Linked DNA regions of Mus musculus: region 1 is linked to region 2. Evidence: chromatin loops called from intact Hi-C (ENCODE). Cell type or tissue: heart. All regions are shown on one strand. Each heading gives the region's core, and the rest is flanking DNA. Links, peaks and the distances in the headings are about the cores only.

Region 1 (7,640 bases), core at 1,536-5,535, 270 kb before region 2:
TAGGTCTCAAAGATACAGTAGTACTACATGTCTTAAATAAATTCTCTTCTCTGGGATTTTTACAAAACTATCTCAGAATTCTGTTTTTTATAAGATGCCTTCTTATACAAACTCCTATGTTTGTTTTAGCTTATTTTACTGTGTAGCTTGCTGATACTTTTGACATTGATTCTATATTCAAAGAGACTGCATCATGTATTAAAAAAGACCCTTCATTTGCAAAACACCATAGAACAAACCTACAGGTTCCATGATGTGGGGCACTACTACTCTGAAGTTTTCATCAACTCCAGGACAATTTCTACAGGATTTTACATATAATAAGCATTCATTTCTGAAATTCCAATGTAGATGTAGTCTTCTGTCAAGAAGATTAAAAGCAGAAAAATCCACTACATGTTCTTCATATTCTAAAGCATGTTTTAAAGAAATAAATGATTCTACATTTAGGTCATACAAGAGATATTAAAAGTCCTTCTATTTTTATCTTCCCTGCATAGTGACTCAAATTTTGTCTAATGACAGAATTGTCATTGCAGCTAATATAAATCATCCCAATTGCATCAATGACAGATGTGAGAATGTGTGCTTAACCACAATGCATACGCTATCTATCAGTATTGACCACTTCTCAAGTGGGATATAGGGAATTATGATTGTGGTAATAGAGAGGAAGATCAATTATTTATTTTATGTTGGGGAGTTACAGGTCAGATGTGAAATAGACTCATTATTTTCCCCTTATTCCCAACGGCTCTCTCCAATAAGTGTCTATTGATCCATTCTCCCCAGAAGCAGTTGCTGCTAATGGATTAGGCAAGTTTATGCTTGGAATTCGTACTTTCCTTTGTAAGTACTATATTTATTCATTTGTCTAATACTCGTTTTCCAAAAATTGAGATTTGTACAATCTTAGTTTAGTAACAGTCAAAGCATACAGTCTGAAACCTTTAATAGAATTTCTTACTTTGTATATTTAAATACAAACTGAGCCGTCCTCAGTAGATTAAAGCAGAAAATAAAAATTATGAAAACAAAGTTATAAAAAGTGAGACCAGACAACTGCTAATTGACTCCATAGAACTGTCACTCAAAGAATAGGAGGGCCTATGTGGTTTTTTGTTTTGATTTTGGTGTGTGTGTGTGTTTGTGTGTGAATGTGTGTGTGTGTGTTTGTGTGTGTGTGTGTGTGTGTGTGTGTACATGTATTTTATTGTGTGGATCAGAGGACCACTTGCAGACATCCATGCTATGTTTCTACCATGTGAATCCTAAGGATTCAACTCCTTTGTTAGGACTGATGGTGAGTAAATTTACCAGCAAAGTCTCAGTGGCCTGAGCCTGGTTTATGAATTCCATAGCATAATTTTGAGAGAGAGAAGAAAACATGCTACATGGATGCAGTGGTGTGTGTGTGTGTGTGTGTGTGTGTGTAATTTTAACATCTCAAAAGACTCTGTGATAAGAAATAGTAATAGAACAATAAAACGCTTAGGCTGAGACAAGAGTCTACACACAATTAAAATGTGAGCCTTAAGAAATTAAAATGGTTCTTACAAACGGAGGTGTTTCTGAACAGCACAATTGAAAAAGATATATCTCACAAGACAATCTTCAAGTTGAGTTTTACAAATTGAAGATTATTTAACTGATAGTCTGTAAGTGGTAGTTAATTGTAAAAGGTTCATGCTTGCTTACAAACCATTACACTGTATGCAAAAGAATAGTATTGCCAATTACCCAAGCCAGCCGATATTGAAGAATTGAGAATAATGATGATAGATTTCCTGATCTGGGAGAAATTTCACTCATTTATGACTCTGCATTCTAGCTAAAGTCAAAGTCTTTTGTGATTAGACATGTATTATATTTGGTTCTATGTATGGAAACATAAGCAAAGGTCAATATATAAAAACAAAAGGTTTTTAAAGTTGGGCATTTACCTGAGAGAAAATGAACTAATAGAGGAAAAAATGAAAATGATATTTTCTGCATGTGAACATGATATTTTTTCTTGCAACAAACAGCATTTTTATACACCCCAGCCAATACCACTTCCCTTTAACCCATGAGAAACTGTTTTATTTTTCTCCCTGCTGCTACTTGAGAAGTCTGTGTAACTAAAATGCATTAAGGTAAGCAGGATTTGCGTGGACATCAATCCACTGGAAAGGCTCCCAGCAGGCCACTTGTAATGTCAATAAAGACTCATAATTGCTTGCTCCTTGATGCATTTTAGACTTGGCTCTTTGGTTGCCTGTCCTGCAGAGATTAGGTTCTCAAAACTTAGGAGACTTAACTTCCTAAACCTTGAATAGAAACTGACACACATAAACAGGGTCTTATACTAAGCTCTGTTGGTTTACTTTTAAAGACCTCAGCAGCTAGGCAAAGGTTCTAGAACCTCGGGTTTTAAGCAAGGGTCATGTCTTTCTACTTAATGCTGCTCCTTGAGTCACTCTGAATTCTTCCTAAGTCCAAGGATACCCAAATCCTGGTGGTGAGCCTTCTCATTTGCTGATGTGGAAAGTGCAAACTTAATGGGCTAATGGACTAGCAAAGGTACTGCTCAGTGAAGGAGCAGGAAGTCAGACTTCAGAGCCTCTGGAATCCTGGGGCCAAGGCACACAGATAGGAAGGAGTCTGGTTTCCAGGCTCTGTCTCCTGCTGAGGAAGCATGTAGATGTTAGGTGTGATAAGCCTGAGCAGTCAGCTCTCTTGAATGTGCCAGAAACTAGGAATGGAGAGGTGCTCAGCTAGAATACTCAGAAAGCGCGCCAGCTGCACAATACAATAGAAGTAAAAAAAAAAAAAAAAAAAAAAAAAAAAAAAAAAAAAAAAAGGTAGGCGGGAAGAGGGGTGAAAATCAGAGCCCAATACACTTCAGTTGGATTTTCAAGAGGAGCCTGCCTTTCCTGCTTTTTACCCTTCCTTTCTTCTTCCCTAGGATTACGAATGTGTTGGTGGGTGTGCCGGAGGACGCTGCCTTTTCTCAGAATTCTGGTCTCAGCAGTGAAGTTTAAATGGCATTGGATTTGCCTTCACTTCGTGAGGAGTTTCCAAACGACAACGCGTGGGTCACAGAAGTGTCCATAATGTTCGTAAGGATGCCTCCGACTTCACTTGCTTACCTCAAGCTTCAAGCTGGGATCCTCATTACCCATCCACTCTGCGGGCGAGATCAGCTCATCAGCTCCTGTGAATAATCGTATTTTCCAGACAGAGTTGTGCACTGAATAATGAACGTTCCCCTTCCACTTCCCTGTTGGATTTCACTGTGCTTCGGTCGGGTTTATTCGCCCGTGCGTTTACGTATGTTTAGCAAACACGCTTTGAATGATAGGCTGCTTTCTCGAGCTATCCTTATCCCTAGCCATTGCGTTCCTCTGGTGGGATGAGTCTCATCTTTCTCAGATGAGATGAATGCTGGTGTCGAAGCTGGCGGATCTGGAGCCTTGACGTTTGGGCGTCCTAGGAGATAGTGTGGTTCTGTGTGTGTCTGTGGTTTGGGGGCATGTGCGCAAGAACGCGTCCGCGTGCGACTGTGAGCTTCCTCCACCCGGCATAGTGCAGACCGAGCTCACAACGACTCTCCGAGCAGCCGCCAGTAACGCAAGGCAACAGCAGCCTCCGCCCCCTCAGCACGGTGATTGGCTGGCCTTGCTTATCGTTTCCCTGCTACGGCGAGGAAAGGGCCAGTGACGCCCCCGAGCCCAGCTGCAGAAGAAACCGCCACCTCCAATGCACAAGGTGTCACATTTGAAAAGAAACCTGAGCCCCAGGGAGGCGGCGCAGAGCGACCCGGGCCCGGTAAGCGCTAACTGCGCGGCAGGGAGCTGGGCAGCGCTGGAGAACCGGGAGAGCTCCACCGCTGAACATCCTAGCGACCTGATTCTGGGATCTCGGCTCCACGCTCCCTTCGCAATTTTCAGATTTCTCCCCCTTGATTATCATCCCAAAACGGAGCCTTTATACCAGGAGAAGGTGCCTGAGCTGGGACAACCAGGACTTTCCCGGGCACCCAAGATGCGCTCAATTAGAAAACGGTGGACCATCTGCACTATAAGTCTACTCCTGATCTTTTATAAGACAAAAGAAATAGCCAGAACTGAGGAGCACCAAGAGACGCAACTCATCGGGTAAATGCATGTTCAAGGATATGACACCAAATCAAGCCATAGTGAAGTGTGCTTAGAGCCGGGAGAGTGACGTTTTTGGAGTGCTGTGTGTATTGGTTTGGGCGTGCTTGTGCAGAGTGTCATGAATTAAATAACAAAGGCTCTTTGGAGGTGTGTGTGCATGTTTCCCATGCTGGTTCTAGGATGAGTTTAACTTGCCCTGTGCAATGGTGGTGGTGGTGGTGGTGGTGGTGGTGGTGGTGGTGGTGGTGGTGGTGAAAGATGTATTGGCACAGGGTGCAGCTCACCAAAGAAGTCACTGCAGAAGTGTCAACAAAGAACGAGTGCCCTTGTCAGTTTAACGCTTGAGCAGAATTCAGAGATGTCTTTACTCCTCAAGCCTTCTCTTTCTTTCTTTCCTTCTGTGTCCCGCCAGTCTATGAGGACACCATAAAAAGCGGCGTTCTCCAAAGTTTATGGTCACAGAAGTGAAGTGGGTCTTTACTCTTTTTTGTTTGTTTTTGTTGGGGGAGGGGACGCCTGTAAGATCTATTTTCTTTCTTTCTTTCTTTCTTTCTTTCTTTCTTTCTTTCTTTCTTTAAGTTAGACATTTCAGTATCAATAAGGAAAATTCCTTATTCACTCCTCTACGTATAAAACTCCCGGGTTTCATGGTTACAGTTTTAGAAGGGAACTGGGAACTGCGCCTTTACAGACCATATCTGCTCTTTTTTTTTGAGTTTGTCAAGATGTGATCAAAATCTCCGCCCCATTAAGTTCTGTAAATATCTCACTTCCTTCCTCTCTCCCCTGGCTTCTCTGCCTTTGAAGTCTATCCGGGAGCAGAGCGAGCGATTTGTAACTTCTTGTCTCTGACAAGGCTTGGAAGCGCACATCTGAGGATATGGCCCTGTTGTCAACTCTGTTAAAAGTCCTGTTTCGGAAATCCTCCCAAGTCCGGAGCTTTCCACAGTCGGAAACTGCACTGGCTGAGATTTCCTTCTGTTTTTACATTGTCTCTGGCATCTTTGAAACGAAGAAGGATGCTTTGGCATTTTTGTGTGTGCGCGGTTTTGTGTGGGGGGCGGGGCAGAGAGCTTCTCAAACACACACTAGGAAACTTTACGCAGCTCTTTTCTTAATATCCCCGCTCCTCTCTGAGTAATCAGTCACAATGAAGTGAGTAAGACGCAGGTGTATCCTCCCGGAAGGACTTGCTATTCTGCATAAAGCTAATAGTACTAGGCTCAAAGGGGACTCTAGGAGAAAGGAACACTAATAAGGAGTGGGCCGAATGGTCCTTATGCTTCAACAAACCTATTCAAGGTTTGTATGAGAGGAAAAATAAATACATACATACATAAATAAAAAGAATTAGGTGAAGTCGTTTACCTAGAAGTGGATGGTTGGAAAATCCATGTCAATGGTGGAAAAGAAAAATTGGGAGGGGTGTGAATAAACCCAGCAGACCTGTTTTTGCCAGGCAGACAAAGGGGTCTTGAAGGTGGTGAACCCGCGCGTGGGAACTCCTGGGAGAGGCGGAGGCTGGGGCTTGCGAATCGAGGCTCTTTGTTCCCTTCAGAACTGATTGGGTTCCAAGGAGCCGGCGCTTAGACAAAGCGGCCAAGCTTCTACAGGACTCCAGTGGTTTGGGACCCTAGCGAGCAGGAGTGGGCGTGGTGATGAACACTATGTCCAAACCCTGCAAAGGAGTCATTCCCTTGCTCGGATAAATTGCCTCCAGGAAGGAGGCCTGTATCCCGGGTGCCCCAAAGGAAAATATCAGATCCAGGACACTCCACGTTTCACAGTGACATTTATTCTCTGGCCTTTTTGGAAATCAAGGGAGGGTCTGCACAGCCCTGGCATCAGAGGAGCTGCAGCCCCACAGTCACACAGCGACTGGGTTAGCTCTACTGAGCTGTGCCTCCGCACCCTTTGCAAGCTGAGCTGCCAGTTCTTTCTTCCCAGTTCCTATGAGAAGGCTTGAGGCCAGCGCTTGAGTTATCAAAACAGGAAGAGAGGTGTACCGGGTGCCGTGCTGGTGTCTACCCTTTCTTCTACAAGAACTAGTAGTCAGAGCAGGATAATGAGAAGACTGGTGTGTGTGTGTGTGTGTGTGTGTGTGTGTGTGTGTGTGTGTGTGTGTGTGTGTGTGTGTTTCGTGTGTGTTTCGTGTGTGTTTCGTGTGTGAGCATCATTTCAGAAAGAAGTAAGCCTGCCTTCATTTGTGACAGTCAAGCAAACAAACAAACAAAAAAATTCACATTCAAAGCTCCTCCTCTTTAATTAAAGCCCGCAACTGCAGCTTTTTTGAACAAGGCAGAGACAGGGTTGTGGAGACAGTCCTCACCCACGTGCTGGAGAAATCCTGACTGCTCTGGGCTTCCAGACTCAGGCACAGGGTGGGGCCAGTGTTACCAAGAGCAGTGCAGGGTAGCTGGGGTCTCTGGATGTTCATCCCCTTTTGGCCTGAATGAAACGTTCAGGGGGGTGACCTGAGCACATGATTTCTTTCAACTCCCTAACAGTGCCTCTGGTGGAGCACTTGATTCATCAGCTAACCCACCATCTCGTCTCTGTGCAAGCTTATGGGGAGGCCAGTTTTGAAATGACTTAAAGAGTAAAGGGGCCCTGAAGGCCAGATCAAAACTTCATTTAAAAGTGAGACCATAGAGGCAGGCTACAGCCTTTGGGGGGCACTGCAAGCCTTACAGGCTGGCAGTAGCTCCAACCAAGTTCTTTAATCTTACATTTCTCTGAGTTCAGAGTCCCCAACACCATGAATATTTCCCACTAGATAGGAGGTTTCTCTATCCAACCACTTCTTCTTTAGCAGAGTCCCCACGCACAGCCAATGGAGCATCACTCACTCTTCAGCATCAAGCACTCATTGTACACAGAAAGGAAAGTAGTAGCTGAGAAAGGTTGCCGTCCTCTATTTCTGGAGGAACCTTAGCAGTGTGTTCAACAAGAGTAGGGGATTACTCCCTACAGTGTGAGTGACAATCACTGACCACCTGAACCTGCCATTTCCTTCTGGATAAACTTTATTGATAGACGGATTTTGTTAATGCATCTACATCAGACCACTGGTAGTATTAAGTGGATCGTTCTTGAGTTACTTTCTCCCACAGGCTTTTCACTACTTTTTCACGTTTGGCATACTCACCAGAATATACTGGAAATGGCTTTTAAGATTCCCACATGCACAACTACTTGAGCAAACCTTTCTAGTGAGGAAAGAATTTAAACATGTGGCAAAGTTAAATGATATATAGATGCCAATTTTGGTGAGACTCCCTGAAACTTACTTGGCAGAACTACAATGAGACTTCAGTATAGTTATCCATGTCTTTTTTTCTCCCTTAAGGCTCCTTACATTATATTACTAAACAATCAACAGTTTTGAATTTTGCCATGTATAAGGTTGATAGTAAAGCTGAACACCCAGTGCTGAGATTATAACTGCACAGAAAAACTCACTTTTAAATTGTTTCAAAGTAGAAGATGGGTTTGTAA
Region 2 (8,138 bases), core at 1,721-5,720:
TACTTGCGTTACTGATGTGGTGGCTGCCCTACTACAAGTCAATGATGATTTTTGAAATTTATTCTCATTAAGTTTATTTTTATATGCTGATTCATAAATCAACCTAACAATAATATAGAATCTCTTTCCATATTATCTTTATTTTGACTAATTGTTCTTGGGAGTGTTTTAACTAGAGGTTCAATTCCTTTCATTCTGTATTCTTGTTTTAGCTGGATTCCCATTTCATTCTTTTTTAGTAAGATTTTTTAAAGTTATGTGTTGTGGATGGGCCTGGTGCTGTTTGTAGTTTGATGCTAATTCTGCTCTCCTGGGAGGGGTTGCAGACGAAGAGTGAGTCACGTGACTTCTTGTGAACCAATCCCCTAATACATAAGGAGCCAAACACTGGGTGAGGAGGCAGTACTTCCAGGTTGGATATTGGAAGAGAAGAGGGAGGAGGGAGTTAGATGCTTTTGGAACTGGACTGCATAGGGCAAGATGTAGCTGCTAGAGTTTCCTGGTATCAGGACAGATCCATCAGGATTCACCACCAGAGCGATCAGATTTAATAAGGCTTTCGAGATAAGGTTTTAGATGTTGTGCCCAGAGATTGGGTTACCATTGTTTCTGAGCTAAGTTTGTGTCTTATTTCTTTTCTCTTGGACACTCGACTGGGTTTCAGAGAGAAAGGTACCATGGCAAAGCACGGGTTCATCTAATGAGCACCACAAAGACCATGGGGAAGGGGGTGGTTTGAAGCATGGGGTTGGTGTGGTAACGACTGCCAGTTGGAACCTAGTAACTGGATGAAGAGTTTTTGGAGTTCTGAGTCAGTCTCCATGAGATAATAACATGTTGGCCATTGCCGCCAGTGCATGGCCTGCCAGCCCCAGGCACAGAGAGTTGCCGGTGCCCAGCAGCAGTTCGGGAAGCTTGCCAGTCGTTTCTTAATATTTCCCGCAACAGTTATGCATGCATTTTTGAATGAGCTGCTGTGTACCATGTGCATGCCAGTGCCCACAACGTCTGGGAAGTTGCAAAAGATTTCCTAGAACTGGCCTTACAGGCAGTTGTGAGCTACTGAAAGAGAGCACTAAGCACCTAACTGGCATCCTGGGGAAGAAACTTAAGAGTTGCTAACCCCTAAACCATTCTCTGATGTTTGAGCTCACTTATGTTTTTCTTGATTTTTAAAAACACTGTCTCGAGTAGGTAAGCTCTTTTTTTTTAGGTTACAGTATAGAATTATCCATTTAAGCTGAAAAAAAAAAGATATAGCTTTTTCATAAAAAAAAATTTGGATTGCCTATCCATAGAAGTTTCAAATGTGGGTTTTTTAAATAATAAATTTATTGTAATGCAAAATATAGTCTGTTTCCTTTTAACAACCTGCCTAAAACTGAGGTCGAGGCCAGCCTGGTCTACAGAGTGAGTTCCAGGACAGCTAGCGCTACACATAGAAACCTTGTCTCAAAAAACAAAACAAAATAAGACAACAACTAATGAAGATAATTTTAATGTCATTTATTTCTCCTTAACTAAGATGTGTCACATAATGTTGCATTGTAACAATATTTTCATACCACTACTTCTTTATCTCGTAATTTCTAAATTTGGTTCTTCATATATTTCAAATATCTTTCAGATGTAGGGAAAATTTATTCCAGAAACATGGATGCTCTGGCAAGGGATCACATCCAAAGATAAGACCTAGCCTGAATGCAGGCATGCTCTAGATTACAGGCTGATATGGCTGAAATACAGACATGCCTTTAGTATATACTTTAATCCCAAACAAGTAAGGTAAAGTTAGTTTGTGATGTCTAATTGAGGGACAGACAAAATGGCAAGTTAGAGAAATACTAGACAGAATGAATCAGAGATAGAATATGCCCAACTCTCAAGAGAACAGGGAGGGAAAAGAGGTTATGGAAAAACAAAAGAGGAAGAAAGAGGAAGAGAGAGAGATGGAGGGAGGGAGGGAGAGAGAGAGAGAGAGAGAGAAAGAGAGAGAGAGAGAGAGAGAGAGAGAGAGAGAGAGAGAGAAAGCAATTTTACTGGGACAGTTTTACAGAAACAGGTGAAGACAGAACTAGTCAAAGATGAGAAGGAGCCAGGAGATTCGAACCAATTGCCAGACTTAGTCTGAGGCCAAGCAGACCAATTCAGTCAAAAGCCAAGCAAAGCCAGTTTGAATCAGTCAGGTTGGAGAGGAGTTTTAAGGTGGAACAGCTGAGTTGGAAAAGCCAGCCAGAGATCAAAAAGAAAAAGAAAGGATATGCTTGTTCAGCAGTAAGCTTCCCAGACAACAATTCCAAATAGAAAATAAAAGTTTCTTCTACATTCAGTCAATAAAGACATGGAACAGTTATTTTAGATAAGCTTCCAGATTCCAGAAAATCATACTTCCCCATTCGGGCCTATGACTTACTTCCATTCACTTTTATAGTTTTGTGTCTCAGCAAGGCCACCAACACAAATATACAAATTAAATTCTGGAAGTAAATGACACTGTAATATCCAATTCACCTCTCAACTTGTAGACCCAATTGTGGTTGACATAATGATCAGTCTGCCTTGTGCTTTTATTGTACCACAATAGCTAAACTGAACAGTAACCACAGTCATGGCTCAGCATTCCCTGCGTAAAATTATAGTTGCTCTCTCTCTTACATGTTCTTTCTGGTTTGTGAGATGTACAGAGACCTAAAAATCTCTCATGAGGAACAAAGAACAAATACAAGCCAACTGCACAAACTGTGTGTGTGTGTGTGTGTGTGTGTGTGTGGTTTGTGTCAGTATAAAGCATAGATATTAAAAAGATGTGTCAGTCTTTATTGTTTGCATGTATGCTAATTAATCATCTTAGTCTGTTCTTATATATAAAGAACCTATATATGTAAATTATAAAATGGAAAGTATACATATGTAATAAACAACTACACATATAAATTACACAAATGTATATAACAGGCTTATGCTATTATAGTATATGACAAGTCCCAAGACCTGCAAGATAAGCCAGAACCAAAAACATGCAGGGAGGCAGTCCACAGTCCAGGGAGGCTGTATACAGTACATGGAAGGGAATACAGAGTACGGATGTGACAGTGCACAGTAGAGTCCTGAAGATAATTAAGATAAAAGGACTTTCCTTCTGCTTATTTCTCATGTAATTTCAGGTTAAAATCTCAGTATAGCACACGTTCATGTCATGAGTCTCTTGAATCCTGTCATTTCCATCCCTGTTCCTAAAGAAGGTGTGTTACTTACTTTTTTTTTTTTTCCTTTCTTCTGTGATAAAAGGCCACGACCAGAAGCATCTTACAGAAGAAAGAATTTATTTTGGCTTTTGGTTCCAGTGGAGTAAGAGTCCATCATAGTGGGAAGGCACGGCAGGGATTGGTTGGCATGACAACAAGAAAGTGAAGCTGAGAGATCATAGCTTCAATCACAACGCATGAAGCAGAGAGCACAAACTGGGAGTGTGGAAAGGCTTGGAACTCTCCCTCTGTTCCCTGTTAGACTCCCATAACCAAGGCTGGACCTCGGATCAACCTTTCTTAACAGCGCCACCAACTGGTAACAAAGTGATCAAACTCCTGCTCCTATTGAGGACCTTAGAAAATGCTAAAAAAGAAAAAAAAAAAGAGGTGTGATATAATATCTTTCTGCTGATAATAAATTATTGTTTTATTTTTAAAAATTCTCTCATCTTGACTTCAGTTTGACCTTGCTTCCTTTCCCAAGTTTCTCCCCTCCACCTGTCCTCTCCCCCTGATCCACCCACCTCTTTCTCTTAAAAACAAAACCAAAACAGACAAACAAACAAACAAAAAACAGGCCTCCCAGAGACAACAACCAAATATGGCATTACAAGCTACAATCAGACCAGGCACACACTCTTATTTCAAGGCTGAACGAGGCAACCCGGCAGGAATCAAAGGGTTCCACAAGTAGGCAAAACAGTCAGAGATAGCCCCAGATCCTACTGTTCGGAGTTCCACAAAATACCAAGCTACTCAGCCGTAACATACATTCAGAGGACCTAGGTCAGATCTCTACAGGCTCCCTGTTCTCTGAGAGCTCCCATGAGTCCAGTTCAGTTGATTCTGTGGGCCATATTCTGGTGTGTGCCTAACCTATCTGGTTCCTCTGCCCAATGTTTGGCTGTAGGACTATCAATCTGCTCCCATCAGTTGCTGGATGAATTCTCTCTGGTTTCTTTGATGATGATCCCTCTAGGTAGAAGACAGTTCTGGCTCAAACCATCAAGAAAGGGGAGTCTTGCAATTTAAAACCCCAAGAGTTAATTATTTTTCAGGATGGACCTTACCTTCACTACCTTAGCCAAACCCTTCATTGCTTCACAGCTGAGGAACGCGAAGCGTTGAAGAACTGAGAGATCTTCCCTGTGGGAACGGGGGTGAGAAACCCGTGAGTGAAAATCAGCATCAGTTGGGAATAGCAGTGAACACCCGGAGTTCCAGAAAGTGGGCAGAGAGACAGGAAGATCTCTTAGCTCAAGGTCATCCTTAGCTGCCTCCTGATTCAATACCAGCCAGAGGGAGACGGATCCTGAAAAAAAATTTTCCCCTGTTCCAAGGCTTTCAATTTACGATGCTTTCATCTGTGTGATAGCAAACAACAATAAGTACATTTCAGACAAAAATTCGACCAAAACTTAGAGTCCCCTGAGAAACCCTTAAACATGCCTTCTTTGTCATTATTTCCCTCTAAATCATCCTGGGAAAATGGCGGTACACTAAGCCACACTTCTGATAAACATTTGTGGAATATATAGTAGACTGAGAACTGAACGCAGAACTACTCCTTTCCTAGCATGCAGTAATAACTTCTACTACGAAATATGTTTAAAATGATCTCATTATTATCTCTAGAAGATAATGATAAAATATTACCTAAAGGGTATATGTGAGTACTCCAAATAATAACAACAACCCTTCTTGTATACTGACATAGAAGCCATACTACCAGGGTAGAAAACGTCATACCAATTTTAAAATTCAAACTGGAGAAAGTCACCAGAGATACATTTTATTTTAAATTTAAAAAACTCAACAGACAGGGCTGGAGAGATGGCTTAGCCATTAAGAGCCCTGGTTGCTCTTCCAGAGGACCTGGGTTCAATCCCCAGCAGCCACATGACAGCCCATAACTGTCTGTAACTCCATATCCAGGGCTCCGACACCCTCCTGCAGACATGCGTGCAGGCAAAACACCAAGGAGCATAAAATCTAAATAAATAAAGTTTTAAACCACTCAATAGATAAGAGATAATATAGGAAAGAAAGGTATTCTAAACTCTGGGGCTTAATTTACTATTTTTCTTAAGCCTCTTTACTCAATAGAAGCAGTGGCTATAAAGATGAGAGACCACCTGTCTTCTCCGCGAGTGGTAAAGCTGCATGCGGAATTCCTAACACTCAAATGTGCCTCACTTTCCTGTGAGGAATCAAAGTGCACTCCGTGGAAGTGGTGGATTTTCTGCCTGTTGTATCTGAGCTCAGAGTTGCTTTTTCATGCATGGCAAATGTCTGACCAGGGCTGACAGAAGCAGGAGTGTTTGGAGAAGCGGTCTAAAAAATCACAGACAGAATATACACACCATCCAGATGTGAGAAGGAAAACTACAATGAATGAATAAATGAATGAATACCATCCTTGCTGTTCTCAGACAGATGTATCATATTTTCGTGCAGGGCCTCACAAGACTTTCATTTCTGACACCAACACCCATGTGACAAGAGCATCCTGATACAATGTTGGAAAACTCCCCCTCCCTTTGTCTGTCTGCAGTGCTTTAAAAGAAGAGTCTCATAAACAAATTCAGGGAGTGGTGTTGATGTTTGGAGAGTGCTCTTAGACTGGTTCACTTTGCTTTGAGAATGAAGCCTTAGTTCAACTCCATGTTCCAGTGACTTGAGATGGATCCAGATGTCTTGCTACTCATACAGTGTTCTGGAAAATAATTAATACAGATGTTTGAAGACATAGACTTTTACAAGTCCATTAGGCTATTACAAAGCCTAAGGTTTGACACACCTTGACTTAAATCTATAAAATTATACTCCCACTCCCAAAATTGTTCCGAGTCTATAGGATGACTTGCCCAGTTGGAAAATGAATCCTTCAATTCTCTATAGCAAGGTCAAAATAAGACTGGTAGAAATGCAATTCTCTATTTTGAAGAAAACAAATTTTCAGTTCTCTATATTTTTGAATGTGCTTCTTTATATAAAATGTTATTTGACAGGTTACATCAGTTGCAACTATTTAAGACAGAATATTCAAATTCTTTAAAATGACAGGAAATAAGTATTTTTAAAGTTTATGGATTAACTGAGTTGGGTATAGTTGCACCAGAGGTGAATGTGAGACAATCTAATGATATTTCCTTAAAATATAGTCACTCTCTCTGCAGGATTTGTCATCTGAAATAAGAAGAACCTAAATTGACTGCTACTGGTATGGGCCCTGCCTGGGGAGAGAGGAACACCCCCAGATATTATTCATTCGTGTCCTGGGTTGGTTTGAAGGCATGACAAAAATGGTGGATGAAAAAAATTGGAGAAACTGGACACTTGACCGGGTATGCTATGGACAGAGCATCCCTAAGGCTAAAAAGTCAAAAAGGAGATATCTACAGTTTCACCTTTGTGAAATTGGCTAATTCCCTATCTGCTATGAATTGCCAAACATATGTCTGAAAAAAAAAGAAAACCCAAATGTTCTCCCTACTGTCACAAAAACAAAGTCGCAGCAATAAAACTGCTATAACTGGGGTTTCAAGCTTTACAAAATGCTTGTATATTTGTCCAACCCAAGACATCAAGACACAGCAAAAACTCCCATTCATCCATACAGGACAAAACTGCATGTTACCATCACTCCTAGGACCATCTCCTCAAGGGGCATGCAAAGGCAGTAGAGTGGTTTTTAATAGGTTATTTCTTGGCCTGTGAAATGAGCCAATATAAACCAGATTAGAATTTGTCAGGAAGCTGTTTTCAGGTGAGTTCACTGGCCCCCAAGGACTGAGGCCGAAGAGTCTCCATGGAGAGGGGAAAGAGGGAGGGAACATTCGAAAAGAAAGAAGAAAAAGACAAGACACCAAAATGTCCTGATTACATAATAGGGGAGAGCCTCTGTGGGAGAGGCAACCTGACACCTAGGCTAAAAGATTCAGGGTTGTGGACAGGGTATGCCAGGTAGAGTCTGAGGGATGCTGGGAGAACCTGGAGGCCAAGTCTCTTTCCCTTGACCAAGGGTCTTAGTTTGCAGAAGGCATTATACATCTGGGTGCCATTTTCTTTCCATTGATGCCTTCGTGAGCGTGTCACTAGAAATGTTTTAGCACCAACTTCCCAAGATTCAGTCTACCTATACAGCTCAGGATACTTGGAAAAGCAGAAACTACAGAAATCCAGATACACATGGAGTGATCATTGTTTCCAAGAAAGCTGTAGGCCTGAAAAATCTACCAAACTCAGAGAGATATTCTTCAGCTCACAGCTACTCATGATCCATATTTTCTCTTAAGGAATGGAATTTATTCTCACAAACTGACATTTTTTAACAAGAACTTAATTTAATAGCAAAATATATGTTTTAAAGTATATTCAGAAACTTTAAAAACAAAACTATAAAGGTCAGGACCATTTGCCTACATGGAAAGCTTAGGCACACACTCTAAACAAATAAGAGTAAAAAAAGAAACGGACAGAAGTATTCAGAATAAAATATACACAGAAGACTTATATCCAATAAATCCACATCTCTAAAAGTTAATGGATTTCAAGAGATTGTACATTTATTTTTATTTATATGTGTATAGGAGTGTGTAACTGAGTGTCTGCTTGAGTGTGTATGTGTGTTGTGTATATGGTGTGTGTGTGTGTGTGCTGTGTGCTGTGTGTGTGTGTGTGTGTGTGTGTGTGTGTGTGTGTGGTATGTGTGTGTGTGTGGTATGAATATGTGTGTGTAATATATACACATGTACATGGGAATCATTTCTCTTCATCTACTATGTAGTTCTTGGCTGAACTCAAGTGCAGCCAAGCTTTGTGACAGAAAGTAGGACATGGTGACACACAAGTACAGTACTTGGGATAGTGATAGAAGAGCATTTAAAG

Evidence for each region. Peaks named below come from ENCODE experiments on the same cell type or tissue, not always from the same donor. Only the 100,000 strongest peaks of a DNase experiment are listed, where the experiment ranks them.
Region 1: it touches region 2 in a loop (6-fold over the local background); 7 of 42 quality-filtered maps call a loop at or near these places.

The regions. Positions count from the first base shown.
Region 1 is chr1:95,663,648-95,671,287 of GRCm38, reverse strand. It overlaps St8sia4 (ST8 alpha-N-acetyl-neuraminide alpha-2,8-sialyltransferase 4), which reads left to right and starts at 3,694. Exons shown (of 5, transcript NM_009183.2): 1 at 3,694-4,139. The coding sequence starts at 4,027. It overlaps Gm30431 (predicted gene, 30431), which reads right to left and starts at 3,587. Exons shown (of 4, transcript NR_166710.1): 1 at 3,132-3,587. In heart, for the core only: no CTCF peak of the experiment used is centred there; DNase peaks (open chromatin) are centred at 2,667, 3,637 and 5,047; H3K4me3 peaks cover 2,743 bases; H3K27ac peaks cover 526 bases; H3K27me3 peaks cover 1,123 bases.
Region 2 is chr1:95,392,767-95,400,904 of GRCm38, reverse strand. No RefSeq gene overlaps it. Among named protein-coding and RNA genes, the nearest start is that of Fam174a, 83 kb to the right of the region's middle. In heart, for the core only: a CTCF peak has its summit at 3,560 (motif pointing left); no DNase peak of the experiment used is centred there.